Linked DNA regions of Homo sapiens: region 2 is linked to region 1. The links are chromatin contacts, found by Hi-C in ENCODE. All regions are on one chromosome and are shown on one strand. The core of a region is the stretch at or near the end of the contact, and the rest is flanking DNA. Distances in the headings are between cores, read along the strand shown. Region 1 overlaps LOC107986178 (a long non-coding RNA gene). Region 2 overlaps LOC107986178 (a long non-coding RNA gene).

Region 1 (2,700 bases), core at 85-2,584:
ATGAACAAGTAAAATACATAAAATATATGCTTTTATATGTAATTTGTTTATAAGTAAAAATGTAAATGTTTCTATATAGTTTTATAAATTTATGTAAAATTATATAAGTATACAAATATGTATGTGTGTATATATAGTATGTATATAATATATAGTACAAAATATAAAGATGGTGATAAATGCCAAGCTGATAAATAAATTAGGTAAGGAGAATCAGAAGTACTGGGGGAATAATTTTGAAGAGGTGGCTATGGAACCCTAATAGAGAAAGTAAAATTTGAATAAAGAGACATAGAACTAGTCATGCAGACATCTGAGAAAAGAACATTGCATAGTTATCAGGAACTCCACTCAGCAGAGTGGAAGGCGGGGAATAGAACAGGGAAAAGTCTGGAGAGAGGATGTATGTCTGGATCATCTCTGGCCTTGAGGCCGCTGCAAGGTTGTTGGCTTGCAGTCTGGGGTAAATGGAGAAGCTAGCACATGAGGAGTGAGATGGGACATATTTCATGAGAATTACTCAGATGGGTGTTTTGAGAATACACTGAAAGGGATGTGGGAGCAGACCAGAAGCAGAAAGACAGTGTGGAGCCTCTTGCAGTGTTAAGAGAAGAGGCTGGCATGGACCAGGAGTTGGGAGTGGAGGTGGGAGATTCAGATACATTTTGAAGGAGCCAATAGAATTTGCTTGTGAGCAAGATGTCAGGAGTGAGAGCAAGAGAGGAGTCATAGGAGACTGCAGAGTTTTGTGCCTCTAAGGCAGCTGGAAGTTGCTTAGGCTGGAATGGAGTTGCCAGTCTGAGTTTGGAAAGGCTACAGTAGGAGGACTATGCGTGTGGAGTGGGTAATGGTGTCAAAACCTCAAATTTGAGATGCCCATGGGATATCAAAATTAAGATTAAACGTAGACACTGGATGTGTGCCTTGGATGCTGGGGGGAGAGGTTGAGATAAAAATGCACAGTTTGAAGCCATTGGTGTACACATAGTACTTGAACCCTTAAGTGGTGACAAGAAGGTGGGGTCACCCTTCTTATCTTTCTGCATCCAAGGTGGTTGAGTAACAGCTGCAATGGCAGAAAGGAAATGAGTCCACTTGAAGAACAGGAATTTCTGAACATGACAGGAAGGAGAATGGCCTCAGAGGCAGCCTGCTTCCTGAAAAAGTTTTCTGGACTTCCAAGCAGAACCCAGAGATATTAATAAACAGAAAGGGAAAACAAAATTATGGTAATTTTACTAATGTGAGAAAAATAACATAAATTATTTACTAAATAATTTGGTAACCACAGACTTTCTAAGCAGTGACTCAGAAGGTTCTTGCTGGAAGGTGCACCTTGAAACACCGATACTGGAGTGAATGACAGGCACAGAGGTTCTGATGACTCATCCACTTGTTTCACTTACATGTCCTCTGGAAGCTCTGGGGCCATTCTAATGGCAGTCTTAGTTCTAAGGCAATTTCAAGAGAACAAAAATAAAATTATTTTTTCATTGAAAGCTATATAATGTGTTACAGGTTAACACAGAAATCACATAATATCAAATGTGTGCATAGACCAGGAAGCAAATGTAAATGTTATAAGTAAATGAAAATGCATGAATGTATAGACAAGAATGGTGGAGTTCGTGGCAAATTAGGATACAGTAATTATTCAGTTGACTGCTCTCATGTGGGACCAGAAGTCAAATTTTCTTCAAATTTTCAAGAGCCTAGAAATGTGGGTTTTTATGTGGAAATGCCCAATATTTAAATGTTGGCAACCAGTTTACTTTAGTCAACATCTGTGTACATGAAACAAAGTATGTTTTCTGTCTAATGGTAGCTGATTGGACACAAATTTTCAACCACTGATGGAGGACTTTATTTACCTGTTCTTTTCACAAGCATTTGCTGAGAAGCTGCTGTTATTGGTGGATACAAGTGAAACAAAACTACATATGGCATGATTGATTCCCACCTAGTAGGGAATGTGAACAGCTCTACATATGGTGTCATGCTTTGTGTTTGTAAAGGATAGTTCTGAGGCAAAATGGGAAGAAACAAATACCTCTGCAATGACAAGACTCTAAATACCCCATGAGGAGAGTGACATTTGTAGTAAATCCAGCTTGGGGATGAAAGAGTGTGCAAGATGTTAGAAGTCTGCTGAACTTGTATTTGGTTTATTATAAAGTATACAAATGACTAAACTGTCCTAATCTACTGTTGTTGTGAGAGTGGACTGCTTATCTGCCATTTTTCATTATGATCTATGATCCATGGTAGTCACTAACTACAACTTCTTATTAACAGTTTTACTGAAATATAATTTGCATAGGATACAATTAACTTATTTAAAGTGTATTATTCAACATATTTTAGAATATGTACAGGGCTACACAACAATTACCACAATACAGACAGTCCTCAACTTAGGATTGTTCCACTGATCATTTTTCAACTTTATGATGGGTTTGTCAGGGTATTAAATGTGCTTTTGACTTATGATGGATTTATTGCAATGTAACTCGATCATAAGTCGAGGAACATCTGTATAAATTATAAGACACTTTTCCCCTGTAAAATAAATCTCATATCCATTAACAATCATCTCCCACTTTCTCCTCCCACTCATCCTTAGGTAACCACTAATCTATTTTCTGTCTCTATTGATTTGCCAATTCTGGAATAATAGATGCCACAGAATTTGCCATTCTG
Region 2 (2,700 bases), core at 59-2,558, 150 kb after region 1:
CTGCCTTTTGCAGAGAGACATAGATACTGTTGCACCATGTAACACCGTCACTCACTGATACTGGATAAAGCAGGTCAGAATTTCACTCAGAATCCATTTCAGCACCAGTAATAGGTTGGCACAAAAGCCTCAGCATTCATTACATGCTTACTGAACCTAACACAGATTTTCTGAGGGACGCTGAAAAATAGAAACAAGGGCAGGTTGCTCAGTCACCTTTAAATCAGATTTTTTAAAAAGTTGGATTCCTAAAAGCTAAGGAGGTGTAGGTCTTCACGAAAGGTGTAGAAAATCTGCTTTGTGTCTTTTCCATCTTTAAATGTTTATGATCCAGTGAAAAGTCAGATGTTTAGGGTTTTCTTCTTTAACAGAACTGTGGTGAAGAGGCAATGGCTTTAACATAGATTATATGTGAGTTCCATGTAGTTAGAGAAAGCAAAGAAAATTGTTTTTTATATGTTCTTGCCTTTTTTTTTTTTTTTTTTGGCCTCCTCTCTGTTTCTAATTTAATCTGGCAGCACTCTCTGAAGGTGTGGTAAGAGATAAAGCGTGACGGTTGTTTGGGCTGGCTTGCCAAGTGATTTGAAAGGCTTCTTAAGGATTTTGAATGCTGTCTTGAAGGTAACTGGTAGACACTGACAGGTTTTAGGCAGTAAATTACTTTGTCAAATTTACAATTTAAAAGCTACCTCTGGCTACAGTGTGGGAGATAAATTGGAGTATGCTGAGAATAAAAGCAAGGAGAAGATTTGGGAGCCTGCTGCCACTGTCTATAAGAACCATAGTATCTCTGAAATAGCAAACAGGAATCCTGTGAAGAGAGTGGGGAAGGAAGAGCCCAGTGTTGAGAAAAGTGGTTTTGGGGAAAACTCTTCTCAGTGGTGGCTTTTGAGCAGAGCCTGGCGTCTACCTTGGTTTACTAGTATGTCCCGAGCTCTAACTGCTACCCACTGAAATACTACCACCCTAAGGTAGGGAAGAGTCTGCAAAAGTTAACCTGATCAGTATCTATTCTGAAATAACTAAAAGGAAAATTGCTTTGAGTCTTAGCTTGGTCCGAAGAAGCTCAGTTCAGATGTTTGCTAGTTCTTTATATTCAGATTGTGAATACGACTCAGTGTATTTAAGGGAAACACACACACACACACACACACACCCAACCTGCAAGTCCCATGCATTGTGTGTTAAATATGGAACTGGCTGGCACAACCACCAAGATGGGAGTCATCCACCCCTGTAGATTACTACCTTGGACGCTGCTCTTTTCAGATCCTATACTTTATCTTCCCTAACAGTCATTGGAATGTCACTAGAACTTGATGAGGGCAGGGCAGGAAGCTGAGTCAAAAATCTCAGGAAAGCTAAACCACAGTAGAATTTATAAACCTTAGGATTCATATCTTAGGTGGGGTTGGGCTGTGTGATCTAAAATGGGAAGCGCTGACTCACTGCATTTTGAATAATGACTGGAGGCTCATCTCACAGTATGCCACTTCAATTACAACTGAGGGCTTCTGAATCTGATTTCTAAACACCATGGTCTTGCATCATACACAAATTTGATTTATACGATTAAACTATGCATGCTGGCATATAATGACAGGATAATAATCATGCTGTTGATAATAATGATAATGAAGAGGGAGAGAGATGGAATATGACAATGAATAGAGCACAGGTGATTCTACCCCTCGTTTATCTGTTCCTCTGAATATGTCCTTGATTGTGACAAGTGAGAGAGGAATGTGCTGTTGCTTCAGTTGTCTGATTCTTATAGTAAATATTCATATTTTTTCCTGTTTCACATGTTCCTTGGAAGAAAATTAACAACGTCTTCTATGCTGAAGGAAACAGAGACCAATTTGTATGTACACAGGAGGGAAAGCTGATTGTGTTAGGCAGATAAAAAATAATAGTGTTTAATTTTGTACCTTCTCAAAAGACTTTGGGGAGTCATTTCAACTTATACAATTTTAATTGTATTTGTTGATTTCAGAACCTAATGTTATTAAGACAAGGTTAATAGGCTTTTACATATCTGCTACAGACTTTTGGGGTGCTCTTCATTTTCCGTATCACAATTGATTGTCATGAACTCTGAATTAGAGCAGATAATATTTCCATTTTGCAGATAAGAACCCTGAGACTCAGAGAGATAAGAAAATTATCAACCAAGTAACAATTCAGAGCTAGGACCATCATTAGGATTTCATGGAAGTATCTTTTACTCTCCACCTGATGTTCTGATCTAGAATCTTGCTTTACAGCCCTGAAGGTTTCATCCTCCGCTTGAATGAGTTATGTTTAGGTTCCTATCTTCGAAGGGCATATTGTTCCCAGGAAACCAGTCCTTAGAACCCACACATGATGACTTTTACTAAGACATCTATTGAATGGTCTCAGTTAGAAGCCTAACTAAGTCCTTATTTTAGAAATCAGCCATATGAAATCAAAGTCAGCAAGTTTTAGTAAGAAGAAAAGTCAAAAATGAGGCCATCTTAGAAGACTGTGTTCTTGACTTGGCTCTGTCTCTGTTTAACTTATGTAATTCTGGGGAAGTCATATGCCTCAGTTTCCTCACTGGTACATGGAGAAGTAATGTCCTTCTGGCCTATCTAGTAGAATGATGTGGTATTTAAGTGAGATAGCATTTGCAAGACTGTTTCATAAAGGTAGGGTACTGTAACGTAAAAGATCTAA

What was found. Hi-C counts contacts between places; a loop is a spot of excess contacts on that map. Pooled maps may share reads with other maps.
Region 2: a loop to region 1 is called in a map of endothelial cell of umbilical vein, with 5 times the contacts of the local background. The contact joins two enhancer-like sites. A Hi-C loop is called at or near these places in 3 of 168 maps with a recorded cell type or tissue (HCT116, PC-9 and endothelial cell of umbilical vein) and 2 of 50 pooled maps.

The regions. Positions count from the first base shown.
Region 1 is chr4:11,547,642-11,550,341 of GRCh38, forward strand. All of the region lies in intron 1 of LOC107986178 (a long non-coding RNA gene), which reads left to right. Among named protein-coding and RNA genes, the nearest start is that of HS3ST1, 120 kb to the left of the region's middle. Within about 2 kb of position 1,335, at least 5 of the 41 ENCODE cell types and tissues checked have a DNase peak (open chromatin) inside an H3K27ac peak, as active enhancers do; they include HCT116, PC-9 and endothelial cell of umbilical vein, where a contact is called at or near this core.
Region 2 is chr4:11,697,668-11,700,367 of GRCh38, forward strand. All of the region lies in intron 2 of LOC107986178 (a long non-coding RNA gene), which reads left to right. Among named protein-coding and RNA genes, the nearest start is that of LINC02360, 70 kb to the right of the region's middle. RefSeq lists an enhancer at 750-1,949. Within about 2 kb of position 1,309, at least 5 of the 41 ENCODE cell types and tissues checked have a DNase peak (open chromatin) inside an H3K27ac peak, as active enhancers do; they include HCT116, PC-9 and endothelial cell of umbilical vein, where a contact is called at or near this core.